2 separate regions of the Mus musculus genome follow, and region 1 is linked to region 2. The links are chromatin loops, found by intact Hi-C in ENCODE. Cell type or tissue: left cerebral cortex. All regions are shown on one strand. Each heading gives the region's core, and the rest is flanking DNA. Links, peaks and the distances in the headings are about the cores only.

The links. A loop is a pair of places that touch in the nucleus more often than their neighbours do. Peaks named below come from ENCODE experiments on the same cell type or tissue, not always from the same donor. Only the 100,000 strongest peaks of a DNase experiment are listed, where the experiment ranks them.
Region 1: a loop joins it to region 2, with 2.7 times the contacts of the local background. A loop is called at or near these places in 2 of 42 quality-filtered maps.

What each region holds. Positions count from the first base shown.
Region 1 is chr12:49,984,024-50,001,049 of GRCm38, forward strand. No RefSeq gene overlaps it. Among named protein-coding and RNA genes, the nearest start is that of Gm40418, 130 kb to the right of the region's middle. In left cerebral cortex, for the core only: a CTCF peak has its summit at 7,252; a DNase peak (open chromatin) is centred at 8,690; H3K27ac peaks cover 857 bases.
Region 2 is chr12:50,065,242-50,082,267 of GRCm38, forward strand. The region is part of intron 2 of Gm40419 (a long non-coding RNA gene); the gene reads right to left. Among named protein-coding and RNA genes, the nearest start is that of Gm40418, 47 kb to the right of the region's middle. In left cerebral cortex, for the core only: no CTCF peak of the experiment used is centred there; a DNase peak (open chromatin) is centred at 8,624; H3K27ac peaks cover 1,126 bases.

The DNA of each region.
Region 1 (17,026 bases), core at 3,746-11,745, 83 kb before region 2:
GTATAACTATCTTAAGCATTGTTAGCTATCTTAGTTACTCTCCTGTTGCTATGACAAAATACCATGACAACAAACACAATTCAAGAAAGAAGGGATTTAGGTTGGTTGACATTTCTTAGAGGACACAGTTCATCATGGGAGACACATAAGGCAAAAGGAGCAATAGGCTTGCTGATCCTCTTGTTGCCAAAATCGAAAAGTTGAACAAATATGAAGGAGGATTTAGCTATAAAGCCATTATTGGTGACCCACTTTCCCCAGGAGGTTCCACCTCCTAAAAGTTCCACAACCTTCCCAAGCAGCACCACTAACTGGGGACCAAGTATTCATATAGGGGAGGGAGCATCCCATTCAAATCTCAGTTGTAGTTTATCAGCATGACCATCAAATTGAACATGAAATAAACTTACTACGCTAATCCTATCTGCTTTCCCTTCATTCTAACAGAACACACACACACACACACACACACACACACACACACACACACACACAGAGAGAGAGAGAGAGAGAGAGAGAGAGAGAGAGAGAGAGAGAGAGAGAGAGAACTAAGAATTTTGTTCTCGTGGAAAAATGTGAAATTACCTTTATCCTTGTGGAAAGTTCTTTAAGTCATTGGTGTCTATAAAAATAAATAAATCCATGTTTATAACAGAGGCTTAAGAGGGCTTTGCTCCATGCCTCCTTCATAACAACACTCCTTATAACTAGGGGAGTTTAGGCTTTTTGAAATACACAAGTGTCTAACAAATAGAAAGATAGATCATTTTTTTAGAGGAAAATTTAACCTCACATCTATGCAAATTCCAACCAGCTTAGTTCTTAGGATTTTGTTTTGCTTTGTTTTGTTTGTTTTTCTTTTTCCTCAAATCAAGGCAGAATGAATTTGGAGGAAAAAGTAAAAGTACTATTAACAATAAAAGGCTAGGGAGGGAGAGGGGTGGGGAAGGGAAGAAGGGAGGCAGGATCAGGAATGGAAAGAGACAGGTGAGGAGAGAAGTATGGAGGGTTAGGAAAATAAATAGAAATATGTAGCAGGAGGGGGCAGGGAAACACTAGAAAGTCCTAGACACCAGGGGAGCAAGAACCCAACAGGGATGACATTATCCCAAATATATAACAAAGGGGAGGCAGAACCTGTAGAGGCCATATTCAGAAGGTAGACATGACCCCCCCCCCCCGAGTTGATGGATGGAGCCAGCTACCCATATCAAAAATATTAACCAAGAATTGTTCCTGTCTAATGGGAATGAGGGGACAAAAATGGAGCAGAGACCGAAGCAAAGGCCATCTAGAGACCACCCTACCTTGAGATCCATCCTATCTGCAGACACCAAATCCAGACACTATTGCTGATATGAAGAAGTGCTTACTGATAGGAGCCTGATATAGCTGTCCTCTGAGAGACTCTGCCAGAGCGTGACCAGTATGGATGTGTATAGATGCAGCCTGAGGACCCCAATGGAGGAGTTAGGGGAAAGACTGGAGGAGCTGATACGTTTTGAAACGCCATAGGAAGAAGAACAATATCAACCAACCAGACTCCCCCAGAGCTCCCAGGGACTAAACCACCAATCAAAGAGTACATATGGAGAGGGATCCATGGCTCCAGTTGCATATGTAGCAGAGAATTGCTTTATCTGGAATTAATGGAAGGGGAGTCCATTGGTCTTGTGGAGGATTGATAACCCAGCATAGGGAAATGTTAGGGCAAGGAGGCAGAATTGGGTGGGTGGGTAGGGGAGCACTCTCATAGAAGCAGGGGAAGTGGAGATAGGGGTTTGTAGAGGGGAAACTGGGAAGGGGGATATCATTTGAAATCTAAATAAATATAATAAAAAATTTAAAATAACACTGATACTACTAATAAAGAGGAAACAAAAGAAAGAAGTATAGATAGAAACAGGTTAATGTAGTCAGAAATCAAATGAATTACTTCTCAGCCTTTTGGCTAAGATCAAGTGTAGAGGTCAAATGAAAGAGGTTATACATTGACAAACAAGACAAGGGAACCAAATGGTTGGACCTGGAGGGCATCATCCTGAGTGAGGTAACACAATCACAAAAGAACTCAAATAATATGTATTCACTGATAAGTGGATATTAGCCTAGAAACTTAGTATATCCGAGATATAAGATACAATTTGCAAAGCACATGAAACTGAAGAAGAACGAAGACCAAAGTGTGGACACTTTGCCCCTTCTTAGAATTGGAAACAATCACCCATGGAAGGAGTTACAGAGACAAAGTTTGAAGCTGAGACAAAAGGATGGACCACCAAGAGACTGCCATATCCAGGGATCCATCCCATAATTAGCCTCCAAACAATGACACCATTGCATACACTAGCAAGCGTTTGTTGCAAGGACCGTAATATAGCTGTCTCTTGTGAGACTAGGCCGGGGCCTAGCAAACACAGAAGTGGATGCTCACAGTAAGCTATTGGATGGGTCACAGGGCCCCCAATGGAGGAGCTAGAGAAAGTATCCAAGGAGCTAAAGAGATCTGCAACCCTGTAGGTGCAACATTATGAACTAACCAGTACCCCGGAGCTCTTGACTCTAGCTGCATATGTATCAAAAGATGGCCTAGTTGGCCATCACTGGAAAGAGAGGCCCACTGGACAGGCAAACTTTATATGCCCCAGTACAGGGGAACGCCAGGGCCAAAAAATGGGAATGGGTGGGTAGGAGAGTGGGGGGGTGGGGTGGGGGAGACTTTTGGGATAGCATTGGAAATGTAATTGAGGAAAATACGTAATAAAAAATATTCAATAGTTTGAAATATATTAAACATATTTTAATACATTAACTTATAATAGTTATTTTAAATAAAGAAACAATTCTCATCAACATCTTTTAAGCATGCTATCAATTAATGCAGTTTGTAAAGGGGTATATATCAGGCAATTCTCTGTGGGCTTATGGATGAAAAATTCTCCTAGTACTAATATTTATACTAACAAACAAAAATATTGGTGAAATGAAATAACAGCATTCTGTAATAAATTCCACAATAAACGTACACAAAACAACCAAGTATTATGTACATTCAGTAGAACACAACACATAACCAATAAACATCTCCTATAAAACCAAAGCAGACCTCACCCAAAACGAAAGATTATATAACTAAATGAACTTTTTTACTGTTATAGCACAGAAAAGTAGTGGTTGATTTTTGGTATGAAGTTTTTTTATTTACAACATGTTTATATAATAGAATTTAAAATAATCTTTTAAAACTTAGACATAAGTATGATTAAGTTATGAAAATTTAACATCACATTCTGATATACAAGAAGACAGAATATTTACATATTAGTCTGGACATGGGATATACGAAAATAAGAGTTGTGTCTCCTTAGAAATGTTTCGAAAAGAAAGATAGAGCTAGCATTTAAAAATTCATGAACAATGGAAAAAGAAAGAATCTTATTAAAGTATTCATTCACAAATTACAAAGAAATTTTACATAAAATTTGATAAATTGTATCCCAGTAAGATGTTTGGGATGCCTATACAAAGGTGTTAACTTTTATGCCCTATAATGATATTGTGAAATGTTCTAATAGTATTTATTCTTGAGAAGTCTGTACATACTGTATGACTATCTGACAACATATGTGTTCAGTGCTCACAGAGGCTGGAAGAAAGTCTCAGGTTCTAGTGAGCCAGAGTTACAGACTGTTGTGAACTTCCTGATGCACATACTGGAAACCGAAGTTGGGTTCTCTGGAACAGCATCAGAACTCCTCATTACTGAGTTATGCCTTTAATCCTTCCTCAACCTGAGATTTATCCAAAAATATTACTCAGAATATGCTCACCATATTAAAAATTCTTATATTTGAGAATCTTTTTTTAATCGTCTTTTTTTCAATATTTAAAAAAAAATTATCCTTAATCTTTTCTTTTTTTTAACAGTCCAGGTCATTATCCTGGAATTGGGGGGTGGGGCGGATTTTGCCCTCCAACACTTTCTCACTCTATTCCTCTCTATTCCTCCCCCCCCCCCCCCCCCGTCTCCAAGAAGATGTCCCCATCCTCCAAAACACACAGCAACAGTCCTTCCCACTCCCTGGGGGTCTCAAGTCTCTTGCCTTGAGGTACATCTTTTCTCACTGTGGCCAGACCAGGCAGTCCTCTGCTATCTACGTGGCAGGGGTCCTCAGACCAGCTATCTTATCCTGCCTGGTTGGTTATTCAGTCTCTAAGAGATCTCAGTGTCCAGGTTTGTGAAGACTGCTGGTTTTCCTATTGGGTCTCCCTCCCCCTCAACATCTTCCAGACTTTTCCTAATTCAACCAAAGGGGTCCCCAACTTCAGTCCATTGCTTGAGTGTATCTGCTTCTGTCTCAGTCAGCTGCTTGTTGGGTCTCTAGGAGGACAACCATGCTAGGCTCCTGTTTTTAAGCACACTATAAATTCAGTAAGACTGATGCCTTAGAGCCTCACCTTGAGCTGGGTCCCAATTTGTGCCAGTCACTGGACCTCCTTTTCTTCAGTCTCTTCTCCATTTTTGTCCCTGCAGTTCTTTCAGACAGGAACAATTCTGGGTCAGAGTTTTTGACTGTTGGATGGCCAGCCCATCCCTCTACTTGTTGTCCTGTCATTCTATTGAAGGTGGACTCTACAAGTTCCCTCTCCCCACTGTAAAGTACTTGATCCTAGTCCCTCCCTTTGATTCCAGAGAGTCTCTCACCTTCCAGGACTCTGGTACATTTTAGAGGGATTCCCCCACCTCCTACCTCCTGAGATTGCCTGTTTCCATTCTTTCTGCTGGCCTTCAGGGCTTCAGCCCTCTCCTCCCCAACACCTGATCAGGTTCTCCCCTTCTCTTCCCTGTTCCCTCTCCCACTGAGGTCCCTCCCTCCCTCTGCCCCCTGTGACTGTTTTTTTTTTCCTCCCTCCCAATTGAGGCATCCTCACTTGAGTCCTTCAGCTTGTTAACCTTCTTGAGATCTGTGAATTACATTCTGGGTGTTCTGTACTGTTTTGGGTAAGATCCATTTATCAGTGAGTACATACCATGCATGTCCTTTTAGGTCTGAGACACCTCAATCAGGATTATATTTTCTAATTCCATTCATTTGCCTGCAAAACTCATGATATCCTCATTCTTAATGACTGAATAATATTTCATTACATGAATGAACAACACTTTCTGTATTCTTCCATTAGTGACTATTTTGCTTAGAACTTAGTACTTCTTTGTTTCCTCAGTATAAATGATCTTTCAATTGACCATAAAGATACCTTGCTTTACAACTTGTTCTCTGAATAGATGAATTCTTTCATTTATCTTAGTGAGCTTTTACTCTTCCTCAGGACTGTAGAGACACCACTTTTTCTTCCCTGATGCCTCTGGGTACTAGTCTTTATCTTAAAATTTTCCTTCTTAAATACATAACTTCTAACCTTCTTTATGAGGCTTTATTTTGGGAAATTTTCAGTCTATTGCAAATCAATGACTTTCTTTTCTATTATTAGATATTTTCAATTACATTTCAAATGCTATCCCCTTTCCTAGTTTCCTCTCTGAAAGTCCCCTATACCCTCCCCTAATCCTGCTCCCCAACCCACCCACTCCTGCTTCCTGGCCCTGGAATTCCACTGTACTGGGGCATATAATCTTCACAAGACCAAGGGCCTCTCCTCCCATTGATGGCCCACTAGACCATCCTCTGTTACATTTGCAACTAGAGACACAAGCTCTGTGGAAGGGGGGTGCGGGGTACCGGTTATACTTTCTTACATTCATCTATTCTACATGGGCTCATGGGGTTCAATGCAAATAGTCTGTAGTCTATATGCCATACAATAAATCAGTTGTTTATCAAGTTTGACTTTGGAGAATTTTTTATTTTATTGCATTTTTTGCACGTGAGTGACATACAACAATTGTTCTCCTTTTCAACTAAACTCTTTAATGTGTCTCATTATTATTTCTTATATGGTTAATAATTTATTTCAGCCTAATCTATACATAGAATCTATCACTGACAGTGGTTTGTTACAAGATATTTAAGAATGGAGGAACAGTTAGATGCCCAATTTATGCAAAATTAAAGAACAAGGTAATGGTTTTTCTTGAGGTAATCCAGCTATTGCACATAAGACCTAAGAATAAAGAGGTGTGACCTTTCTCTTCAAAATTAAATTTTACTGGCTTTCAGAATCTTTCATTCTCTTGACTATTGGAGAATTTTCTTTTATATAAATTGAATATATTTCCATTTAGTTGCTTCTGTACCTAAGGACTTTACATGTGCTTAAATATGTGATAATTTTAAGATAACTCAATAAGTTAATTTCTGTGGAGGTCTCTATAATACTGTGCTTCTATTAATTGATTGATTCATTCATCTGAATTCATACACTTTGTAAATGCCAAGGATATTTTCTACCTTGGATCCCAGACTGTTTCTCTTCTATTTTTCATTGCTTTGTTATGTTTTCAGGCCACTTATAATGTTTTAAAATTAAGTTGCATTCAAAATAATTAAATTTTGTCAACTTTTTTACTAAACATAAGATAAGAAATACATATTTTTGCATAATAGGAAAGAAAAATATTTTATTTGCTCTTTGTTCTTAGGGTGTATTTTATAGCTTTGTTATCAAGTACTGGGAAAGTGCAACATTCTACTAGTGATATATACCGCTATAAGAAGTTGGTATGTTTTGCTTCCAGAAAAGGTTATGCATAAGTATCGCTATTTCAGAAGAAAATATAGGTCCTACATAATATATTTTCTCTTGTTTTCAAATCTCCTTTTTGGTTTGACAGTTTAATGCTCTAATCTGAGTTTTCCTCCCTCATCTCCCTCTCTTCCCCTTCGACTTTCCTTCTCAAGTGCTCGCCCACTTACATGTCTACCTTTTGCCTCTTTAGACAGAGAATAATTTCAATATTTCTTCATAAGATTTTTAATTTGCAAAGGCTTCTCCTTCCCATCTTTTTGCTGTTACAATGTTAATTGGCTTTATTTTCAGTTCTAGACCTAATACTTTATGTCATAAAATAGAATAAATGTCCTCCATCTTCCTTTCTTTAGATGAGGTGAATTACACTGAATGGCCAGCTACTCTATGATAGATTCCTTCAAAAATCTTATCTCCCCTTAATATACTGATATTAGATGAAACTATCAGTGAGTTATTGAGACACACTCCCTGCTCTGTACACTGCAAACTAAAGCTGAATTGGGCACTTAAGAAAACCGCATTAACTCTTCCAGGCCACCAGGGTACCATTTAAGGCCCTCTTGTAACATTTTCTTTAAATCAGGTTATCATGATGTCATTTAATCATTTTAGAGCTCTGAAATAGATATTTATGAGACGGCTTTCTAGTAGGCTGAAAGAATTAGTGTGGGTATCCAAAGTCTATGATCCCCTCCAAACCCAAAGCATAAACTTTTTTCAGCAGCCCTGTGATTCCTGATCTTACGTGTCATTCTCAGGAAGAACGTACAACATTTGGCAAAGGAGATGCAATCATTTGAATTCTACCACTGAGATTATTCAAAATTATTTTCTATGAAGTTATCCTTATATTTTCATTACTTCATTCTTGTTTTTAATGTCAAGCTGCAGAAGAAGTATAGCTTATTTGCTAGTTGCCTATTCCTACCAAATGATGCCCTTCTAAGGGAAATTGTGTATAATTATAGAAACATGTAGATAGATGTTTTCTTTAGAAACAATCCAGAACAAAGATGGAGTGTTAGGTAGAACACTTCTCAGACTCTCTTTCCCTGAGGAGGAATAACCATGCTTCTAAATATCTCCATTTATTTTCTACATGGAGACAAATTTTCCTTTCACATATCTTCCTAAATGTGGTAGTATTCAGCAATAATATCATCTAGCTGGTCTTTACCACCAAGTAAAAAACTTTCTCTATAACTAGGTAAAAATTTTTCACCTAATCTTTCAAGATCCGCAAAATTGTTAGAATCCAGTATTTTTAGCTCTTAGTATAACCTACAGGAGATGTGTGGGAAACTGTTTACATTGTCACTTTCTATGACACTCTAATGAGGTGAGTATTGTCAAAATTGAAAAAGAAAAGGACATAAAAGAAAATATTTTGTGCATTAGAACAAAATCCTATTTTCAAAAAAAAATCTTCCAAATCTACATTTACATTTCTATTATGGCCTAATTTTAAGAAATTCAAATTCCAGATATGCATTGATTCATAAATCCTGTATAGATCTTTATATAATGTAAGGAATGAGATTATACCTTGTGATGTCATGCTGCTGTAGCTGACAGATATATCCATTGTAGTTATCCTCACAACACTGTTCAGTATTCCCTATGTCTAAAACAAGGTAATAAAAATGGGAATAAGCAATATTTTAGGTGAGGGGAAGCAAAGCCATTCAGTTTTTATGATTAAAGCCAATTTCAGCTTTAATTTGCTTTATGCTCACGATTGGCTTCAGTATTTTTATTAGCTTCTGTGTATAAAAGCATGCTTACATCTCCCATCTTCATCTACAAGTAAGATAGCATCATTTAGGATCCAAACTCCATTCAAAATGCCATGCTAACTATAAAAATGGGTTTGTTTGCACTTATATACTTAGCTCCTTATTCAGGCCATTGTGTGTTTTACACATCTCATAACCGAGATCTATATTCTGTGTGCTTGCAGCAGTCTTAAGTGGGTTTGTCTCTGCGCCAGATTTATCTTCGCATTTCCCATTATAGCCTCAAAGAACTGTATTAAGGAAGCCTTTCTTCTCAGTTCCTGCTTGTGATTGCTAACATATCAAATTTATTCCTTCATAATCCAGATCATTTTCCAGCAGCTTTGAGGCCTGCATGGAGTAGTCTGTTACAGAGCTCATAGTAACCCTACACTGACGGACCAAAAAGCCCCTCGACTGTCACTTTATGTCATTAACAATTTTCTAAAGCCATTACAGATGGGATGGACTGATTAGAACTGAGGAGGGAGGATCTTTTTTCCCAGCCAGAAGTATCCCCTGAGACTTTCACGCCGTGTGAAGTTTCTAGTGATTAATGGGAGAAAAATAAGGCTGCCTGTCCAACAGTTGCCATAGACTTTACTTGAAAAAGGGCTTATTTATATTTGGTGGTCTCTCTGGATAACTAAACATGAACTAGCTAGCATAAAATACAGATAGAAGAATAGCTAGCAAATGATGCAGTCCATATTAGTTTTCTGCTCTAAGGTTGGATATTTTTTTTCTCTCCTCACTTTCATGTAGCTATTATAATTTAATGTCAGCGCTGTTGCCAGATGAAAGTGTTTATCTTGCCCTGGCCTTTTCCCTCCACTTCTGCTGTTTTATTTCTGTAAATGAAAGCTACAGCTGGAATATTGTTTTACTGCAAATCTCACACCAGCACTGTCAGTTGTGATGTGACACCAGAGATTCTTATCTGTAGGTTGGGCTGGAATTATTAAACATTCTCACATTGTGCAAAGTGTTGGGGATGAACAGCAGTGCAGTGAGGTGCATCCAACACTTCTGTCTTTCCCACCTGATCCTTGAAATATGACTCCGTTAAAGGGCTTATGTTCACTTTCCATAGCTTTATAGGGAGAAGTGACAGTGCTCAAGAAGTAACGTGAACTGAAAATTAGAGTAACTTTCCATCCTTCCATCTTAATGCATGCTCTAAAGAGCAAATCATAATGGTAGGCACTGTTAGAAAGGAAAATATTTGACTATTTATGACAAAGAACAGTGGGAGTTTTATGGAAAAAATACTAACAGAGTAACTATATTAAAAACTTTACTTTTTATTATTCTCAAAAAACACTTATGTCTATGGTTCTAAAACAAACTATTCTGTTAAATTAAGATAATTCTCATGAAAACATGCCTTCCCCAAATTATTTTAATGCATGCATAATTATATAGTACCATCTTACCAAATATTTAGCAAGATTCTGGATTTTCATATTCAAAGAAGTCTCACAATATGAGTCATCTGACACTCATGGACCTTACAAAGAAATATTTCCACACACTAAGTAGTGTAGTACAGTTTGAAGATTTGGAGACTGAACACAGGAAATTTGGTGATTTGTCCAGGAGGTCTCTGTTGGATTTTGTTACTTAAGTGGTCCTGAATTTCAATTTTGACAAAACTTTTAATAATTTTTTGGATGCTTTATTTCAGATACACATGAAAGGTCTTTGCTGTTTACATTCACCGCTTCAAAATTAGTCTGGTACTCTACACAAAGTTGTTTCTCAAGGGTATATACAGAGATTCAGCTATTGAACTATATTTATGCTACAACAGTTTTTCTAGGAAGAATAAGATCACTTCCTGAATCCTTGTTAGGTACCAGGAAGAAGGTATAAAGTATTTATTAAAGCATTGTGTTTAATTATGTCACAAGAATCAGTTAAGTTACTCTTCTTAAAACTATCTATGAGCTTTATAGATATAATGCAGAATGACTAGTTATAGTTCAATGTCAAATGAACAATGAATTATATTTTCAGTATTGAAAGACCCCAAATATTACAATACTGTTTTTAATTGGATATTTCAATACAATTTGTCTTTTGCACTCTTGTTTGATGAATTTAGTGGACCTAATCAAAATTCAGTTGAGAAATGATGAAGAATATATGGAAATAATTGGTTGATAAAGTCTAAGGATGTTTAAACCACTGATAGCATAAAGGTGGGGCGTAGAGTTACTAGGAACTAGGCTTGAACCACTTTGATGTATTACGTCAGCCTTTTTCATTGTGCATTGTATGTTGTCTTTACAAAACTCACTACAGGCTTTAGTTACTGAAAAACTTGCTGTGTATTTCAAAGTTTTATATTTAAAACAAACAAACAAACAAACAAAAAGGAACTAGAGAAGGAACGATTTACTGGATTCCCTGCTGTCAGACTAAAACATGCCAAAGGAGAGCAGTAACTAGCCAAGACCAGGCCAATCATTAATATCTGTAGACTATCAGCATTAAACAGGATACATATAAAAATATAGTCACTCCACAAAAAGAAAGTGAGTAGAATCACACTGAGTAACAGAAAAGGAGAGTTCTTGAAAAAGGAACCAAGATGGTATGGGCTGAAAGAAATTAATAGTAGGCAACTAATACAATGTTTGTCCTAGACAAAGTACTACAGTTCAAGTCAAAGATGGCTTTTGTACAAAGATTATACTATGATCCTAAAGAGTACAGTGGAGTAGATATCCAGACATCTTAGAAGACCTAAGCAATGGGAAGGAAGAACATTTGACTCCACTTTCTGAAGTGCTGCTATTTAACTTTCTTATGGAAGTTTTCTTCTGTTTCTGTAGATTGCTCCTCTTTTCATTTTTTGATCCAAAAATGATCACAGGTACAAAGAGACAAATGGAGCAGCTGGAGATTAGGGGCCCATTTACAAAAGGTCAGGCTAAGAGAGGTACAAAGGGGTATGTATTTCAATTTTTACTTCAAAATAAAAATGCTGCTATTATTTGTTTTACTTATTTCCATGCCCTAAGCAGAAGTATATGCATTCATATCCTCCTACTTTCTTTTAAAATTAACTGTATACATTTGAAAACAGTCTCAGAGTATCAAATAACTTAATTGTACTGATCCACAGCTTTAGAGTAACCTATAGATCATTGAAGTATACAGTCTCAGTGGTCACATCCCACTAAACCCTTTAAACAAGGACATCATTCATATACTGAGCTTTTAAGATAATATTTACAGGTCTGCTCAAAAGAGAAAGTTAGAATTGAGATAGTTTTTCATATTGACTCATAGAATGTGATGTCTTTGTAGCATTGACAAATTTTAAATTTAAAATGTGGAGATATAAGGTGGTGGTCAGAAGGAAATTGTTTCAAGCTTTCACATTCTTTTGGCCTGACCTGTAACAGCATCTGTTCTTGTCTCCTTTATTATTATTCTTTGGTAATACTAGGACATCACTGAAGCACATGAACTTCCTATGACCTATATAGTAGACCCAAACAGTTAGCTAATGGTTATTCAATCATTCCTATGGGGTGATGTATGGCAGTAAACCAGAGTATCAGAACCCTTCTTGTTTATTTTATATCATCTTCCATGTATGCTTTTGCTTCTAATGCCTGAAATTGTATGTCTGTATGCCTGAAAATTTTTTCATTTGTCCAATGAGAAAAGAAATGATGGATTGAAACATGTCTCTATATGCTAGTCATGCTATGCAGAAGTAAGATGGTGTTATTCACCCTTGCATCTGGATCCGTGGATGCATGCTACAGCCCTTCTCACCTATGGCTCAAAAGGACAGTGCTTCATAAGATGCATTTTTTAGACTAACTTGAATAATACAAACAGTAGGTAAAGTAAGGCTCAGAAGTGGGTATGATCATTTAGGAACATATAGAGAATGAAAAAAAAAAAGACAATGAAGTTAAAATGTTGTACCTGTAGATAATGGGAATCTGGAGTCTTATCAGCGGCAACAAAAGAAAACGAAGAGAAACTGCAAGCAAGACAGTTAAAGAATTGATAGACAATAAGGAGGAAATAATAACGACAGTACCTGTGTACTGTAAAGCATCATCTGGATGTGTCAAGCAAGAGCTCACCATGCCATTGCCAAGAGCAATTTCAACAGAGAGAAAGTGAACCAGAGCACAGCATGTATTTTAAGAGTTTTCTCAAACCTTAAAAAAATGAGCATAAACAGCTTTCTAAAAAGCTATGGAAAATCCAAATAAATGCTGTCATTTTGCACATTTGTCTATAAGCTGGAAATTTTATGTGATTAAGAATAATTTTCATTGAAAAAAAAAGCCTGATTAAGATGCCATAAAACTCTATTGATGGCTATATCAGTGATGATGAGAACTCCTCCTCCTCTTCCTCTTCCTTCTTATCCTACTCTTGGACTTATTTTAGTTATGTCTGAATAGGTAATTATTTTAATTTTTTATATCTAATGAAGTTAATTTTAAACTGCCTATATATTCAACACACAAAAAATAAAAAATGAATAACTACATACAAAAACTTTCCTCCTTTTCTCAAAAACATTTATTAAGATGTTAAAATTTTTCAGAATTTCACACACACACACAAAATCACTATTTAGAGTGTATGTTTTATAGTGACAGTGGAACAAGGTGCATCAACAGACTCTGATGTTTCTCTCTTAATAAAGATGATGAATAAATAAAAACACATAATCCATGTTGACAGGAGTTTCTATCATTCAATTATTGTTGAGAGCATTTAATTTACCCCATTTGGATTGATTTAATACTTATCTGAGTTTAATTATATTTGCTATACACCTACTTCTGAAGATGTCTTTTCCAAAGTTCACAGAAACAAGTTGATAATCTGATTCCCACAGTAACAATGATAAAAACTGCATGTTACATCTTCTTCTAAGAGGGCTATATGCCTGAGATCTAGACTATGGACATTTATTTTAAAATGATGAATATTAGTTATGGAGAATGGTGATAGCATTGGTAACTTTTAGAGGTAGCCACATTCCTATACGAGTAGCATCAATAGGAATCATTTGCCAGAAAAATGAAATATTATATAATAACTTCTATTAAAGTGTCATGAATACACAAGATGTGGATTTCTGTGATGTGTAGTTTAGACATGTATTTATATGTTTATTGCTCAAGATTTCCAGGGAACTTTTATAGCAGGCTGAGTGCTGGAAACAGCATGGCTCCTATTTGTCTTTGATCTTCTGAGAACCCTCGGTTTCCTTAATTATGGCAACTATTGATTGGGTTAGGTATTTGTCATAGATCATGATTTGGTTTTAGGTATTTAGTTTTTAGATTATGGAAGTTCCTCTCAGAACTAAGTATAGAACTCTCACATTACCAGTTACCACTACTCCTCAACATAGGAATGGCCAAATATGTGATATATATATAACGTGGAGTCCCATTCATACACAAGGAAGAATAAAATCTTATTGCTTTTAGGGGACTGGATGAATGGGAGGCATTGTATTCAGGGAAGCAAACTCTGATTGGTAATTTTTTCACATTCCCATTATTTGTGGATCTTAGATTTTATAGGGATGCATAAACTCGTTTAGACACATGACACACTAAAAGTGAGTCTGTGCATCATGAATGCAACTGTGAGAGGGAGGAGAGAGCAGGAAAGAGAGAAAGGAGATATGAGTATGTCCAAACTACATAAGATACTTGGATAAACCTGTTTTTAGCAAATTTGTCACCATACACAGTTGATATTTAGATTAAAATCAAACCTTGGAATAAATGTAAAACAAAACCACAAAACAAAAATTAAAGATGACAAATTTTTAAAAATTCCATCAGTGCTCTTCTTATATGTGAGGACATTTCAAAGAACATGGTGGAAGCACAAATTAAAAAGGCTCTTCAATATGGTTCAGGCTACAACATCCAATTAGCATTTCTAGGTCCATGATTTCATTGAGATGAGTGGCACCATAAGGCAGCTCATGAACATGACAACAAAGTAATTTACCTTTGTCAGATATCTGATTTCAGTTTAAGTGTTCACTTGGCTTAATAAATCTAAGTGCCACTTAAAATGAGCACTTCACTTCACATCTTTCTTCTCTACAGTATACTGGTCGTTCTGTTTTACAGCACAGGTCAATGTGGGTGTTTATTTGAATTTTCCCACTCTGTGGGAATCCTAGTTTTCAAGCTCATAAAATAGATACATAACATTGCATTTTCATAGGTCATTTCCTCACTAAATAATATACCAAAAATTTACATTCAGACCTTAATTTGTTGTTGCTGATGCAAACCACACACACACACACACACACACACACACACACACACACACACACACACACCCTGTCTTTTAAACTTTTAGAATACTGTTTTTTTCTAATATTGTTGTCCAGACATTGATAATTAATATGATTTTTATAAGGAATAGAAATGTTAGTAATTTAATTTTAAGTCAAACTTGAACATTAATATGTTAGTAGTGATTTGAATTATAATAGCCTGACAATATTAGAGCATCATCGCTCACAGAGAATGAGTACGAATTACATCACATAATTTTTTTCTTTTCATTCATTTAAAAATCTACATTCTATTTTCTATCTTTTTGAGACTTTATTTTTATTTCTTTACTATGAATGTTTGGCTGCTTACATATCTGTGCACCAAGCACAGGCAATGTCCTCAGTTCGAAAAATGGTCAGATACCCTGAGTGTAGAGTTAGAGAAAGTTATGAGCCATTATGTTGGTATTGGTAATCAAACCCTGTTTCTTTGGAAGAGCCCCACGTGCTCCTCTTTAATAAAACATCTCTCCATATGCTTCTATTTTTCCTTATCTTTTCATTCTTGAAAAGAGAGTTTGTTAAGATATTAAATTATGGTCTCCTCAGGATGCTTGCACCTCTGTGTTTCCCTTCTATCTCTCTTCCCTCTTTGAATATAACACATCTTCCATGTATATACAAGTGAAGCTCACTCTGACATCTTTAAATGTACATGCACCTATTCTACCTTTGCCCTGGCAAGCCATACCAGGCTCTAATAATCAGTATTTCACTTTTAGGTCAACCTTTTAAAAATACCTGGTATGGGAGAGAACATATAATATTTTTCTTTCTGTGTGTGCCTTCATTTTCTTAATTTAATGATTTCTCTATGATTTTTCTCAGAGGCACCTTTATATGTCAAAATCAATATGTGATATATCAGGGTGAATATCTAGTTAAGGCGTCTAAATAATGAATACATCATTGAATGACATAAGTATTTGAAGAAGACAAATACTTGAAATTACACAAATTTTCTCATATCTTGCCTAGACAGAGATACAAGTAATATCCATGTACTTTCATTTTCCCCAAACTCATTCTAAACTTTAGAATCATTAAAGTAAAGGTTATATCTTTTGTCAAGACGTAGGCAGTGAGATATTTTACAGAGGTCACTAAATAAAGAATAGTGACACAGAGATTAGTGATCTTTGACCATAAGAAAATATACTTGTAGATCAACAATTGCTTATTTATTATATAAGAAAAAATCCCCTGTTGCTTCTGTTTTTATGCTCTAGTAATTTTAAGAAAGTATAAGTAGATTTTTTTACATTTCAAAGAAGTGGCTTTAAGAAACTAGAGTTGTTTGCACTATGTATAAAATCATACAGTATCTACAAAGACTGAAAACTATTTGTTGTAGTTGTCAAATTTTTAGTGAGTGTATGTAGAGCAGGAATAATTTTAATCATACAGCTATGTTATATGTTATATTATGCTAACTATAAGACTTTGGGTTTTAGAAGGAAGAATAATTCATTTCTGGTTTTACTCCCGCTTTGAGGAGGAAACAGGTAAGACCCATGTAACCAGGTATATTCCTACACATTATTGAATGATAAGGAGAAAGACCCCTGGAATGAAGGGCTTTCTTCCAGTGCTACATCCAACTATTTAGTCACAGCACTGGTTCTCATCAGAAGGGCATCAGGGTATTTTCAAAGGAGAAAAAAAAAAGTCTTAATATAGTTCTCCACCTTCACAAATAATAAACCCTTGTTGTCATGTAGATATTAGCCAAAAAGTACAGAATATCTAGGATACAACCTCAAACCATAAGAAGTACAATGTGCAGAAATGCCAAAGAGACAAGGCTTCAACCCCACTTAAATGAGGGAAGAAAATAATCACAGGAGGTGGAGGGAGGGAGGGATCTGGGTAGAGGAGGGGAGGAGGAACAGGATCAGATTTGAGAAGAGTGGATGTGAGAGAAGCCCAGAGGCCCAAGAGAATAAATGGAAAGCTGGACCCTCTAGAAAGTACTAGAGACTCAGGAGGTAAGACACTCTCAGGACACATTGGGGATTATGTTAGCTAAAATGCCCACCTCCAGTGGCCTCAACTGGAAAGACAGGGTTACTAACCCACAGTCAAAATTCCTGACTCAGAATTGTTCCTGTCTAAAAGAACTGCAAGGACAAAAATGGAGAAGAGACTGAAGCAAAGAAGGTCCAATGACCGGCCC
Region 2 (17,026 bases), core at 5,373-13,372:
AATAATGAACAAATAAGTAATAGATTCCATGAAAACATATAGGAAGACAATTAATTATTATACAAAGGCCAAAGAGTATGTCACACAAAAAGATTCAATTGTAATAGATATTTAAAAGGGAAAGTTTCAGACTGTGTGAAAACTTTAGGAGTATTTGGCAAAGGGTGAATTGTCTGTTGTACATTAGTGCATTCTGCTAGTTTTTATTCTTTCTGTATAAAATATTAATTATAATAAATACCTATAAGATTGTGATACATTGTTGCTCTATGGCTGTATGATTAAGGAAATATTCTGCATATGCATATATGTGTGTTTTTGGAGAAAAGGTTTGATTTGACTCAGGTTGATCTTGCACTGGCCACACAGCCAAGAATTGAACCTTCGGCCTCCCATCTCCCAAGTGCTAGGGTTGCAGAAGTGTCCCATTGTGCCTAGAAATATATTCTTAACAAGAAAGAACAACATGAAATTATTACTCAATATGGGAGTTTTGTTGCAGAACTATGTACCCAAACCTGAAGAAACATAGAGAACAAATAAAAACTCATTAGGCAGAGGGCTTCCCAGAGGCACTAATAAAGTGGTGGTTCTCTGATAATTCTAAGGTGATAAAGGCAAAGGTCTCTTCAACATGAAGGCCTCAGTGCTGTTGTACTGTGGAGTACCTCCTTCCAAGCTAAAATACTACAAATGTCATTTCCTATACAATAGCAAGCTGATAAAAAGCTTTTGAACTAAAAAGGCTCTATGAGGAAATCTATTTAAGAAAGATAAAATGCAGGTGCTTTAGTGGAAGTCTGAGCCAAATGGAACCATATTTGAAGTAGAAACCACTTAAGAGATTCACTACTCAAGTATGCAGCAATGGATAGGGGAAACGTATTACAGACCATCCAGGTGATTCAGTGGGCATGAGCTTGCTCTGTAGATCTGATAGCCTGAGTTAGATGTCAGGGACACAGAAGGAGGGAGAAGGAAAGAACTGACTGTACATATTAGCCCTCTGACCTCCACATGTGTATCATGGCCCTATCACCCACATTTACACATAAAACACAAGAACAGCAACAATAATAATAACTAGATTTCTCTTAATATGGAAGAGATTTAAAATGGGAAACAAGATTTTAGCCCCCAAGTGATGCCAATTCATTTTAAATTATTTAAAAATTAATTAAATTAATTAATTAATTAAAATAACCTAATTTTATCAACAAATATTTTAAGGAGATATTTCTTGTGGTTGAGAATTAGTGAGGTAGAAAATGAAAGAGACACAAAAGACAAAGATCTGTTAAGAATGTATTACAACGACAAGCTATATCGATGAGTCACGCTAAAATTGTGCAAGAGAAAGCAAAGTCAATAGAGTCAGAGACAGAACTATGAACGGTAGGGAATGCCTTTCATTTACTTGCTTGTTCACTTACATGACAAATGTTTTCAAATATTATTTACCAAGTTCTTGGCTTGGCACAAAGAATTCAAAGTGAACATAATCAATATCCACTCCCAGAACACAGAGATAACTGTAACAATAATTACTATTTAAAATGTAATACTAAAAGTAGACTACTATGTACAACCTCAAAGGTGTAGAGAATGGTGCAGAGATATATACCACCAGCCCTTTAAGTAATCACAGCGTAGAAGTTTACGCTGAAACCTACAGAATAAATGGACAAGCTCCAGTCTGAATCATGCACAGAAAGGAAATTCTGCATAAGGAAAGCTGTGTTTGGTGGGGGTTTTACTGTAGTGAATGACAGAATTGAAAGCTGGGAGAGTGAGGAAATCAAGAATGCAATGGAAGTATGTTATTCAAGAAGTTTGGCTGTTTAAACAGATGGTTTCTTCAGATCAATATGGAATCAAAGCAGAATTTCATTTTTCTTTCTTTCATTGAGTTATAATTTACATACAAGAAAATCACTGATGTCAAGTATACAATTATAATAATTTGAAAAATTGCTCTCTCTTTATAACCATCACTTCATCCGAGGTATGAAATATTTCCACTGCCCCAGACAGTTCCCTCACGTCTCATTCAAGTTAACCTTTTAATGAAATCACTCTTCTGATTTTCATCACTGTAGCTTCATTACGTGTGTTCTAGGATTTTATATTAATGGAAGCAGATACTATTTCTATTCTTTTTTTTTTTTGTCTAACTTCTTCTCTTGAGATATGTTTATTTGTGATGTCTATCAGCAGTTTGCTTCATTTTGGTTCTGACAAGCACAGAAACACCTTGGCTGACAAAGGGAATGCCTAGAGATTATAGCCTTAATGTGAAATGTCACAATCAACATATAGTTAGCATGCCTAGTATATTGAGCACCTTAGATTACCAATGTGTTATAGAATATCAGCATAATAGTCCCTGAAAGCCCGAGGCAGGAGGATGTATTGTTTGTGGTCAGTCTGGCCATTTTAGCAAAGCAAACTCTCAAGTCCTTTGCCCCAGTGAAATCTTGTATACTGTACAGTGTTGCTTTACTCTTTGTAAAATTCTGTGGCTAACTGGGGGGCCTAGGTCCACTCTATCATCACACAGTATGCTAGCGCTTGCTAGCCTGGGGTAAATAAGAATTGAAATGTTCAAGTCTTGTTCCTTCTGAACATCATTTTGTAAGGCAAAAGTGGTTAAATTATCAAGATTAAAGTTGAGAGTCACCTGCATTTTTTCAATTTTTATTATTTTATTTCATTTAAATCCCGGTTGCTGCCCCCACCTCTGTCCCCCCCTCCTACACTTCCTTATCCTATTCCTCCTCCCCCATGCCTCCCAGAAAGTGCTCCCCATCACCACCCAGTGTCCCCCTTTCCTGGAGCCTCAAATATCTTGAAGATCATGCACATCTTCTCCCACTAAGGTCTGACCAAGCAGTCCTCGCTATATCTGAGCCAGGGACTCAAACTGGCTCTTGTATGCTCCTGGTTTTTCGCTCACTCTGTGGGAGTTTCCTGGGTTCTGGGTAAGTTGAGATTGCTGGCCTTCCTATAGGGTTGCTCTCCCCTTCAGCTTCTTTAAACCTCCCTCTAATTCAACCATAGGCTTCTCTGACTTCTGCCCAATGGTTGGGTCTAAGTATCTGCTTCTGCCTCAGGCAGCTGCCGGTGGGGTCTTCCAGAGGCAGCCATGCCAGACTCCTGTCTGTAAGCACACCTTATCATCAGTAATATTGTCAGACCTTAGTGCCTTCCCTTGAGATAGATTCCAGGTTGGCTGGTCATTGATCATCTTTCCTTCAGTCTCTTCTCCATTTTTGTCCCTGCAGTTCTTTTAGACAGGAACAGTTCTGGGTCTCTACTGGATGTAGGCTCTTTGAGTTCCCTCTCCGCAATGCTGGACATTTTAGCTAAGGTCACCCCCATTGAGTCCTGAGAGTCTCTCACTTCCTTGGCCTCTGGTTCTTTCTAGAGGTCCCCCTCACCCCACCCCCATTCTCTTGACCCTTTGGGCTTCTTTCCTGCCGCCTACAATCTGATTCTGTTCCCCCTTTCCCCTCCCCTTCCCCTCTACCACTCAGGTCCCTCCCTCCCTCTGCCTCCCATGATTATTTTCTTCCCCCTTCTAAGTGGATTTGAAACATCTTCAATTGGGCCTTTCTACCTTTTACACTTCTTATAGTCTGTATGTTGTATCCCAGGTATTCTGTACTTTTTGGCTAATATCCACTAATCAGTGAGTACATACCATGCATGTCTTTTTGGGTCTGAGTTTCCTCACTCTGGATAATATTTTCTAGTTCCATCCACTTGCCTGCAAAATTCATGTCACTGTTTATAATAACTGAATAGTATTTCACTGTGTAAAGGAACCAAATTTTGTGTATCCATTCTTTAATTGAGGGACATCTGAGTTGTTTCCAGCTTCTGGCTATTACAAATAAGGCTGTTATGAACATGATAGCACAAATGGTCTTGTGGTATGATGGGGCATCTCTTGGGTATATGCCTAAGAGGGATATATCTGGGTCCTCAGGTAGAACTATTTCCATTATTCTGAAAACTTGCCAGATTCATTCCTAGAGTAGCTGTATCAGCCTGCAGTCCCACCAGCAATGGAGGAATGTTGCCACTTGGCCACATCCTTGCCAGTCTGTGCTGTCACTTGATGTTTTTTTTCCCTTGCTTTACCTATTGGTTCTTTTTTGTGTTTCTTCCTCCTCCCTTCTTCAAAGCCATCCTCCCTCTGCCGGCCTCTTCCCATCAAGCTGGACTAATTCAAGAGTTTAGGATGCACCTTCCTAATCTCAAACACTGGAGCATTGAATGTGAGGGTCAGGAAACGCAGATACTGGACTCAAACCCAACATGGTCCATGAGATTCTTCACTTCCATGATTGCCCGCAGAGCCAAACTTTATCATCCAAGGCTCTTCTCTATGTGACAGTCACAGATTTCACATCATAGCCAACCAAAAGTTTTCTAAAGCTTCCAGGAAAGGTGAGTTAAAGCTTCCTAACATGGAGACATTTTTCACTTTCTTTCTTTCTTTTTTTATTTTCTTTTGCATTGTATTACATATTCTTTTTTTATTAGATATTTTTTATTTACATTTCAAGTGCTATCCCCTCTTCTAGTTTCCTCTCCAAAAATCCCCTATTTCCTCCCTGCCTCACCCTGCTCCCCAACCCCCCCACTCCTGTTTCCTGGACCTAGCATTCCCCTATGCTGGGGCACAGAACCTTCACAGGACCAAGGGCCTCTCCTCCCATTGATGCCCAACTAGGCCATCCTCTGCTACATACGCAGCTAGAGCCATGAGTCCCACCGTGTGTTTTCTTTGATTGGTGGTCTAGTCCGAGGGAGCTCTGGGGGTACTGGTACTGGTTGAGTTTTTGATAGTTGCTATTCTGATTGGTGTAAAGTGAAACCTCAGGGTCGTTTTGATTTGCATTTCACTGATTACTAAGGACTTTGAATATTTCTTTAAGTGCTTCTCAGCCATTCAAAATTCTTCTGCTGGGAATTATGTTTAGCTGTGTACCCCACTTTTTTATTGGATTGTTTGGTTTTGGGGAGGTTAACCTATATACTATGTCACTCTTTTTCTTATTTGACTGTTAATACCTATGTTTTTCTTTTTCTTAAACAAGTTTTTATGGATACCATAGGTACTCATTCTAGAACTACTAGGCATATGATTGGTGCATATTTGATGTTACGAGAAAATTCTAATCTGTTTTACTCCCAGGTGGTTGTTATCACTTTGCTTTTCCATCCTCAGAGTTCAGTACCAGGTCCTTCCCAGGAATCAATGCATTTTCACTTTAGTAATTCCAGACCATTAAGGTTCGATTTATATGCAGTACCTTGTAGCTAATTATGTAATCTTTACTTTATGGCCTTAATAGTTTTCTCTATGAATGTGATGAAGAGCCTGTTCAAGAATGTTAACAGCAAAGTTGAGAGTATTTAAATATGAAAATCCAAGAATCATTTGTGGGTTAGAAGTTCAAATATAAATGAGAAAAAATAATGTACCACGGCATATAATGTCTCTTGGGAATATTAGATTAGTAGCTTATTTTTTAAATAATGTTGGGGCTGCAGACACAACCTTACATTACTACTGATAATAAACCTTTGGGAACATTTGGCTTGTGTTTTGTTTGTTTTGTTTTGTTGTGTTTTGTTTTGTTGTGTTGTGTTTTGTTTTGTTTTGTTTTAACTATACATCATCCTTTCCTGATTTGGAAACTGCAAATGATTTTGTATTTGTTCTAAAAGTTAGGGTTGTCCTATTTGTAACAGGTACCATGATACTCAGATGGGTCCAAACTAATGGGGTATAAAAAGCAATGGAAATGAGACTACTTATATTTGTTTAGTGAAGTAAAACTAAGTCAATTTTCTGTGTCAAAACAACTTGCTTATAAAGGCATAGAATAAGGGGTCTAGGCCCAGTGGTAACTCCTCGCCAGTGCAGGCATGAGGACCTAGGTTTGAATCCACCCCCCAGCACTCAGATTTCAGTTCAGGCATAGTGTTGTAGTGCTGTGCACTGTAACCTTGGCAATACAAATGAGGAGGCATAGGATCCTATACTTGCTAACCAGTCAGTCCAACCAAACTGGTAAGCTCCATGTCTTTAAAGTATAAGGAAGAAAGCAATTGAAGAATAAATAAAATATCAACCTTTAGGTCTCCATATTCACATGCGTGGAGTGTGTGTGTGTGTGTGTCTGTGTGCAAGCATGCACACAGACACACACACACAATATATATATATATATATATATATATATATATATATATATATATATATATATATATACACACACACATATGTATACACACACATCCCATATACCACATGTTTATAAAAGCATGAATATATGAAAATATATGTTTTATATGTTTAATGATTAAGACTATAAGAAATATGATAGTTGCCAGTATTTGATAGATGATTGCCCCTTGTTGAAAGGCAAAACACCCAAAATGGTAATCTTGCATTTTAATAACATATATATGTTCCACTTTAAAATAACTGTTTTCTAGTAAACATACGAATATTTATAGGGACTCCTGTCATCTAAGAACATTTGTGTTTTTTTTTTTTAATTCTTTACAGGGTCTTAGTGACAATGTGAATTGTATGTAATACAGTCTACAACTAGTTGATGCATGCAGAGGACAAGGGAAAGGCTTGTCTTTGTTAGAGCTGACTTTTCTGGGAGTGCTGTTTCAGTCAGCTACTTATCCACAGCCCCATCCATGGTCCACTGGTCATGTGTTACTGGTGACCCTTTCGGCTCCCCTGTGGACTGTAAGAAAGTAAAGTTTCATGAGGACAAAGTTCGGCTGCTTTCTCATTCCTTCCGTCTGTTGCAATGATCCTTCTTTAAATCAAATGAATAAAGAAGAGAATTATAGTCTGTATTTTAGGATTGTTAAAGGTTTCTCTGTTTCTGACAGTTTGGCTTTCTTTTGTCATTTTCTCACTTAAATGTTGTAAACTCAGAAAGTGCTAAGCTAAGATGCTTTATGTAGTGTTACACATGCCATAAGACAATATTATTTTACCATGTCAAAGTTGTTTTCACCATTTGGAGCACATCTATCATCAAAACTCAATTAAATGGAGTCTCTCTATCTTCAACTAAAACAAACTGTTTACTTAGATTTTCTCAGTGTTTACTTCACAAGAGGTAAAAGACCCAAATAGTGCAGGAACATAGGTGTCTGGGGATATATCAGGGGTCAAAAAATTTAACCTAAAGAAGCGGGCCATTGAGGGGGGCTGCAACAGGAGACATCCTTTTTCTTTTGCCCAGTAAATGGAGGCATTATAATGTTATTCATACCTCACTGGCATCTGAACAATTCCTCTATTCAACCTGAAAGGGAGAGATGCTCTTTGTTGCAAAGTATTAAATTTGTCTATTGAGCTTAGTGTGTAGGCAGTTTTAAAGGGTAAAACAGGATTGGATAAGGTTTCTTTGTGGAGAGAGAGTTTTGAAACAGTGCTGCAGAAACCCTTCTTGTCTTACTTGTTCTGAAGAAAAACCAAAACTCTGTTTTAGCACTTCAGATCACAAGTCAAATTTATTAAATTATTAGTTGACAAAATTTGTTTTTCATGGGGTTTTGTATTAGGTAAGCAAGTAAGAAATAGAAGATTTGACAATCGACTCAATTGTCTTTGAAATTTTGTAGCTTCAAAATCCTTCCACTGTATTTATAATTTAAACATGTCTTAAAAGCTGGTATGAACAGATTATAGTGATGGCACTTATCTGCTTATGGCCTCAGAATGCATGATGCTATTTTAGCAGGGGTGCGAATTAAATGTCTATTAATCTGCAATCTTTTTCGAATGCAACATTGTCACGTAATTATGACAAGGGCGTTGCTGAGAGCTAGCAGAAGTGCACTTGAATCTCACCTACGTTTGTGCTTGATGTTGTTTGGCAGAAGAAGACAGGAAGCATTCAAGTAGAGCAGAGGGACAGGGGTTCTCTGGAAGAGAAGGAGTATAACACACTGCTTCTCTATCTACGCAGCTCTGATGCCTTCATCATCTCCAAATTTCTAATACTGTTTAAATGAAGTGTAGTGATGATGTGTGTGGTGGATTTTGTTTGTTGTTTTTAATGATCAGATAGAAACTAGGTAAGTCTTTTTGGAATGTTTAGAATGTTGTCATTTCTTCTCCTTTAATCTTATCTTACCAGTATTTTTGTGAAAATATACTTACTGTAAGGGAAATCTTATTTAAAGGGAGTGTTACAGAGTCCAAAATTCTTAACATTGAGCAGCATGTTTTTGCCATGTGTACAGATTTTAAGCTAAAAACAAAACAAAAAATAAGTTCCTTTGTGTTTTAGTGACACCTGCCAAACAGGAAAACTTCTGAGTCTCCCCTCCACCCCTCCCATTCCTGCCAATTTTCCAACACACCAAGGTCTTCAGGCAGGCTCTGCTCACAAACCATATCCAGAAGAGAAGCCATACTCTGACATGATGTTCAAAGCCTTTTGACAAACTTCTCTAAGCCTCCCACCACCACTTTCCTGAGTTAATTGTGTGCAGGCTCCTTCACACCCCCAGCAGAAACTCCCTCTGAGTTGTATTCTTAGCAAATCCCCATATGCATCCTGATGCTTTGAGCACTTCACTGCGTCATCCATACTTTTTTGGTTTGGGTTCATTCTTGGCTTCTCCAGTCCACTTTACCTTTTACCTGCTGTTCCATGGGCTAGGAATTTCCCCCCACCCCCGCTCCTGTCAGCCTCTTGGATAGATGCCAAGGTGCTGACTCACAGTGGGCAGGCACTCTGATGGAAAACTCCTTTTCATGGAAATTTTGAATCCTTTTAAATGTGTTTTAATTTCAAACTTTGTTGGATGGCTGAGAATGTATTACTTTTTCTCCTGCTTCGCAGTATTCTTCTAGGTCAAAAGAAAATTGTTTTTTAAATTATGATTAACATGAAAAAAGAAGTGTACCTTAGTTACATGAAAGTATCAAGAAATTTGTAGACCTCATGATGATGCACATGTTTATCTAATTACATCCTGTCATGTGAGGTCATGAAAGTCCAGTGCTGAGGTCCAATGATATCAAAAGGCAGAACTTAAATAACCTGTGCTAACAATATGTTTTCATGGATTTGTGTCACTTTACAAATATCTTTAAATTGTAATTTTTCCTTCAATAAGATATTTAAATTTGGCACTCTTTCTGTAAAATGACTTTTTTTTGCAAGTAATTTAAGAATATTTTTGTAAAAGGTACAAATGGTTGGGGAAAATAATTAAATATTGGGTATTACAGATAAATAAGAAAGGAAAATTCTTAAGTAAATACTTGTCCAAAAGGTTTCTCCACTTTCTTGCTCACAACAGTTCATGATGGGCAGAGCTCAGCCATGGACTGTTTCATATTGCTCTGGGTTTTCTTGAAAAGGAAGAAACGACAGATGAGGAAATGAAACTCATTAGCTCTTGCACCTATGTAACTCACGTTCATAAACTCAGTTTTTGGCAAATAATAAGCACAATCAACCAAGATCCACTTCTTTTCTGAACTTTTACTCTCAGTGTAGACTTAGAATCCTCTCTAAGCAAGTCAGACAGACAACGTAGTTTTGCATTAATCATATTTTGATGTATTTCAACACCTCTTTGCTCACCAGAAAGCATTTCAGTTAAGCCAGTGATAACTCATAAAGCCACGGTGCATGAAGTTTATACATAAAGTAAGAGCTGATATATCAAAGTGATTCAGGAATGAAGCAGCTTTTTACAAAAAGAAAAGAAAGAAAGATAATAAAAGACATAAAAGCAACAAGTAGAAAAAGATGATATCCACAATGAGGGGAAATCAAACATGGATACTGAAATCTTTTAATCTTTCACATGATTTCAAACAGTGAATATTAACTTCTAATTTTCACAACAGCTGCTATTTGTTGAGTATTTGTCATGCATTGTGATCTCATATTCAGAGCTTCTCACCATAATGATGCAGCGAATAGGTAGGTACCCCTAGTCTCACTCTGTAAGTGAATAATTAGAGCTCTAGGTCATACACACAGACAGTAATAAATGACAGACTTGGACTTGAAACCATATCACTTTTAAATAAAACATGAAGTCTTTATTCTATATCTGTTTAGTATCATTCATGCAAATACTACTACCTTTCAAATAGAGTCTAAATATATTAAAGATGCTCTGTACTCTATCAGACACTAAACAGACTTGGTAGCTCATCTGATCTTCAAAGTAACTACATAGATGTGGACAATGTCATTTACATTTTCCTATGAGAATAGCAAAACCTAGTGTCTTAGTCAGGGTTTCTATTCCTGCACAAACATCATGACCAAGAAGCAAGTTGGAGAGGAAAGGGTTTATTCAGCTTACACTTCCATACTGCTGTTCATCACCAAAGGAAGTCAGGACTGGAACTCAAGCAGGTTAGGAAGCAGGAGCTGATGCAGAGGCCATGGAGGGATGTTCTTTACTGGCTTGCCTCACTTGGCTTGCTCAGCCTGCTCTCTTATAGAACCCAAGACTATCAGCCCAGAGATGGTCCCACCCACAAGGGGCCTTTCCCCCTTGATCACTAATTGAGAAAATGCCTTACAGTTGGATCTCATGGAGGCATTTCCTCAACTGAAGCTCCTTTCTCTGTGATAACTCCAACTGTGCCAAGTTGAAACAAAACTAGCCAGTACACCTTGAAAAGTAATATATTGACCCCAAGATTACTTAGGAAGATCTCAAAGCTGCTTTTGGCATGAGGAGACTGTCTTAATCTGCTACTCTGTTCTGTCTCTAATGATCTTCTTTTCCATAAATATATACCTGTTCTCTGCCTGCATTATTCAGAAAAGGCAGGTAATATGCAGGACAAATAAGTCCAAGAAAAAGTCAGTGTCCTCAACCCAGGATTAACTCTGACATCTCCCAAGTCAAGCTGTGGAGATGAACAACTGTTTTTGTGAAGGACGAGCCACAGGATGTATACAGGAAAGAGTAGTTCTGATTGCTGGCCCAGTAACATTCATACACAGGGCCACAGGGCACAGTCATGTACTCTTGAGTTTGTATGTGTTTGTCAAGATTAGTTCCTGGTGAGTAGAAAAATATATACAAGGCAAGAGTAGCTTTTAAGAGGACTGAATCCTAAAAATATGTGATGGGTTAACTATTTATGAGATTATATTAAAACAGGAAAAATAGATATTAACATAGATTATAGCTGAGTAGAAAATTCAAAACATAAGCTTTCAAAAATACATCTGTTAATTGTGGTATAAGTGTAATTGAGTGTGTGTGTGCACTTTGTAAGGGTGGAGCTCAGTGAGTAGAGTACTTGCCTAGGCCCAAGAGGCCCTGAGTTTAATTTACAGCATGAATGTTAAGTCATATGTGTAATCTTCACCATTCTGAAACTAGAGATCTGATGATTAGAAATTCAATGCCTGCCTGCCTCATATACACAGGAGTTCAAGGCCACCTTAAAAAAATAAAGAGGAAGGAAGGAAGGAAGGAAGGAAGGAAGGAAGGAAGGAAGGAAGGAAGGAAGAAAGGAAGGAAGGAAGGAGGGAAGGAGGGAAGAGGGAGGAGGGAGGGAGGAATGGAGGAAGGAAGGAACAAGTGAAAGGAGGAAGACAGAAAGAAGGGAGGAAGGAAGGAAGGGAGGGAGAGAGAGAGAAGGAGGGTCTCGGGAGGAAGAGAGGAAGGAAGGAAAAATCAAAACAAAGTAAAAAACATTACATGTCTATAATGTTATATAGAACAGGCTAGATGAAAATCAATTGTTCAACAATAGAAAATATTAAATGAGTTAATTATGCACTCTACACATGGTATTTTACATATAAAATGTTGCATGTTGTAAAGGAGAATTTTTAAATCATAAAATAAGTATGCTTAACTGATATTTTGTGAAATATTATTTTTATACCAAAATTATATTTTAATATTTTTATATATAAAAATGATCAAAATAATGAATTCTGTCTTGGTGTAACATGATCCAAGAATCACCAGAGAATGATACCCTAGACTCAAATAGTTTGCAAACCCAAAGAGTGTTTATTCAGCTGAATTTCCTGTCTTCTGGACTCTCCTCCTTCTGGAATGGAGACCCTACCTGGCTGGCAGGCCAAACTGTTATTATCAGATAGGAGAATTCCAGAGAGGGATGTGTGCCCTTTTACTGTGATTGGTTAGTTCTATCTCTAGGGGTCTGACTAATTCTATAATTGATTAGGCTCTTAAGACTTCCCTGGAGGATCACTTATTCATTATAGCCACCTATACTTATTTCATGCCAGATGACAAGGTGTCCTCCCAGCTGTGGTTCACTGATCTCAGATTCCTGGAACTGGGGTCCCACTTTGAGGAAAAAGAAACTTGGCCTAGTCTTCCAAACTGCTAGTTTGCAGCCTGTCAAGGAGTCAGCCTAACTCTGGCTAACTCTGTTCTCTCAATCAGAATAGGACAAACCAAACACACAGTAGAAAAAGAGTCAGAGAGAAGGGACCAGAAACAGAGACCCACTCGCTAACCTATTCAGGAATTCCAAAAAAATACTAGCCTGGAAGCTGTAACATATGCAAAGGACTTAGTGCAGACCCATGCAGGCCCTGTGCATACTGTTGCATAGCTATGATTTCGTTTGTATGTGCTTTGGTCATGATTTGATTTGGAGGACCTTGTTTTCTTGGTATCTTCCATTTCTCTGGCTCGTAACTCTTTCTGTCTTCTTTTCTGCAGGATTCCCTGAACTCTGACAGAAGGCATTTCATGGATAAATCTCATTTGGGGCTCTGTGTTCCAAGGTCTCTCTCCTCTACATGATCTCTTCCTATTAGTCTCTGTTCTCAATTGATGCCAGAGGAATTTTCTATAATGAGAGCTGAGCAAGGCGATAATCAAATGGTCATCCATACAGAAACCTAACCAGGAAGTGTGGGAGCTCACTGACTTTACAAACCATCTAGACCATAAGGAGATTTATAGAATATTTCACCCAAACACAAATTAACACACCTTTCCAGTACTTCATGAAACTTTGTCCAGAATAAAACACATACCCAGACACAAAGCAAGCCTCAAGATCACAAGAAAATTGAAATAACTCTATGCATTCTGTCAGACCACCATGAATGAAAGCTGGGTATCAACAACAGAAACAGAAAGTTTCCAAACTCATGGAAACTGAGCAACTCACTAAAGATGAAAAAAAGGGGGGGGGGGGTTAACACAAAAAGTAAGAAAGTAATTAAATACTTTCTAATATTGAATAAAAATGAATATACAATATAGCCAAATTTATGGGGCACAATAAAGGTAGTACGAAGAAGCAAATTCATAGCATTAAAAGCCTACATTTAAACATCATACTCAGGTTTGTTTGTTTGGTTTTTTTTTTGTTTGTTTGTTTAAGAGAGCCTACATTTTAAAAAAAAATGGAGAAAGTGGAGAAATAGTGGCACACGCCTTTACTCCAAGCATTTGGAAGGAAGAGGCAGGTGGATTTCTGTGAGTTTGAGGCCAGCCTGGTCTACAGAGTGAGTTCCAGGACATTCAAGACTACACAGGGAATCCCTGTCTCAGAAAACCAAACCAAACCAAACAAAACCAAACAAAACAAAACAAGTCCACAACTACAAGAACAAAAGAAATGGAGAGATTTCCTACTAGTAAATTAGAACATTTGAAAGCTCTAGAACAAATAAAAGATATCACATACAGATGGGGTAGAAGTCAAGAAATTTTCAAACTCGGGACTGAAACCAATAAATAGAAACAAAAGACCTAACAAAACCAATCAAAAGCACCACTGCATAGGTTCTTTGAGAAATTCAGTAATATTTACAAACTACTACCCAAATTAATATAATTACAGATGAAAGGGGCCCTAACGACAGATCCAGAGAATCCAGGGAGTCACAAAGACATACTTTAAAAACCTGTACTCAATTGAAATGGAAAATCTTAAAGATGGATAATTTTTTCAATACCTACCACTTAGATAGATAGCTATTGAAAATCTTTTCTACATACTTAATACCTACCACAACAAAGTTAAATCAAGATCAGATAAGCAATTTAAACAGATTTTTTTTTTAGACAGGCTTAGCCTGGCCTCGAACTCAGAGATCCACCTGCCTCTGCCTCCCAAGTGCTGTGATTAAAGGGGTGTACCACCACTGCCCGGCTTAAACAGAATTTTAACCATTAATGAACCAGAAAAAAAGAAAAACAGCTCAGGGCCAGATTGTTTTAGCACAGAATTCTACCAAACTTTTGAAGAAGAGTTAAGGTCAAATATTCCTATTCTACAAAACAGAAATGGAAGTAACGTTGTTCAATAGGGACTCTGATAATCAAACCTCATAAAGACACAACAAAGGAAGAGAATTACAAACAAGATTTCCTATGAACATTGAAATAAAAATTCTGGAATCCAAGAACAGATTAAAAAGATCCTCCACCATGATTAAGTTGCTTCATCACAGAGATCCTTACGAAGTTTTGCCTTGAGCTTGTTGGTTCTCCTGGACTATGAGAATTCTCCCAACTACTCAAGTACTTTTCATGAGAAGGTGGCTCCCTGATTCTGCAGTGTAACTACTGCTTATTCATTGAATATTAAGGCAAAGATCTTCACATCTCCTATTTCAGTGTGAAAGTTGAAACTATTCCAACAACTTTTACTAATATATGAAAAATAGACAATCTGAATTATAATAAAACAAAAATTATGGGACATTTAAAACACTAGGTTAGATTATGTTATTAGTTTAACTGTAATAATTCAACTTGGGTTCAGGTTAAAAAACAAATTTAGAGATTAACTTACAAAAAATTAATAAAGATCCAAGCCTACTGACACAATTTTTAAATCCAGTCACCCAGAAAGTAGAGACATGAAAATCAGGAGTCTGAGGTCAGCTAGCCTTGACTATATTGGGAGTTAAGGCAGCAAAGAAGAATTTCTAAAGAAAAAAGTTTATAAAAATCCCAAAATATTAAATTAAACAAAGTATAAGTGAATAAAATGATTTAAATTACCGTATCAATTGTTTGCTTGTGTAGATGCTGTCAGAATATTTCAAAGTGTTTGGGAATAGCTTTTTTTTTTTAACTTTATTTATTTTACAGTTTTATTCACATTTCCTAGCCTGGTAGCCCTTTCATCATAGATCTGTGAGAGACTGGTTTTGATGTAATTAAAAAAAAAAAAAACAAGCAGAGCTGTTATTTTTCATTACAGACAAAAGAAATTCTCAATTGATTTTCAAAATCAGATCATTAAAAAGAAACCAATTAAAAATACATTGCTTGTATGTAGAGAAGTATCTTTATATAATCCAAAATCAGATATATCCTATAGATAACAAATTATAGTAAGAGCTATACAAATTTATATATGGCTGTTAATATATGTAAATTGATGTATGCATAAATATGCATGTAGATGTGCATATAGAGAGCTATATATTTTTATGGTTTAACATTAGATACCCGTCATTTTTGCTTTCCTGGAAAATTTTTCCAATATAAAAATGCATTATTTGAACATAAGTAAAATACAGGGTATCTAGTACTCTGAAAACCAATTATCCTGGGAAAAACCATTCAACTGTCTTTTGTGAGCAATGCCATAGAAAAACTATCACCCTATAGAAACAGCCCATCATTATACCACTATAGAAAATGTACTTGTTAGGATGCATATTTACAAAATATAAAAATATCACAATCTGGCAGCTTTCTTTGGGTATCAGAGAAAAAGAAGAAAAAGGTCTTTGTCCTGTGTGACCAGCCACGTATTCTAATCTCCTAGACCATATCTTTCTTTAATGGGAAGGTGAAATGAGAGCATTGTCCTTGTTACTTAGTAAAATAGACAGAACAAAGAGAGCACAGATAATAGCCCTGAGTATCAACATTTATGTTTGAACAGAAAGCTTTGAGGCAGGCTGTGATTTTGATACACTGTGCAAAGTGACTTGTTTTCTGTTGTGAATAACTGAAGTAATAAACAGAGTGTTCCTGCTGACTCTGAGAGCGGTGCTACCTTCTCGCTTGGTTGTAAAAAAAGCGCGTCAGTTACGAACGCACTCCGCTCATATGTGTTTGCTAACTCGGTTCCATGGATGCTGCTGCCTGGAATGATCACTTTGAATTGAAATATGTTTAACTGCAGTTAAAGTTTTAAAACAGCAGTGTTTTTCAGGCAAGGTGAACACATGACAACAGTAATTCCGCAGTTGTAAATTTCTTAAGTTAATAGTTGTATGTTAAAACAGCATCAAGCACCAGCCCAACTTTAGTATTTTTGCATTAAACATGAACTAGGTTATAATTTCGACATATGACATCTCATTTCAAAAATTATTTTTTCATAGGCAGTTATTTATACTCTGAAACATTTTAATTTCTTGAATTAAAGGATGCAATGTAGGTAAAGATATTCCTATATTTTCAAGTTCTCTTTTGATTGGTAAGGGACAGTGCAGGCCCATCTGTTTTGCAGCAAAGAAAGCCCCAAACCATCTGTGTAGAGCCACATGCCAGCTAAAACACAGGGATATGCACAGTTTTTTTGTTATGAAAAATTTTGCAGAATTTTTTCTGTATTAGTGTGAATAAATTAGCAACAACTAAATTAAAGAAATCTTTGGAGAACATATTAACTTTCTAGTGCCTACACTAAATTATATCTATTTAGAATTTATGGAGCTGGTATTGTCCCCATATGAATTTTTCCTTACTGTTTTGAATTTTATACTGAAAATTCATCACTGTCTACAAGTAAACAGCTTCATTGTTAATAACGTAAGGTGATTTTTGTAAAACTGATTTTGATTGGGCAATTCGTTAGTGTTCGAATTTTAATAATTCTTGGGAGATATTCATAGTAATATAGTTAAAAATCTATATACATTGCACTATTTTCACAATATCTAGTAAATGTGACTACATTATGACATATTCTAAAAAATACTTTTGGCTTTTTTTTTTCAGTAACTCTGAT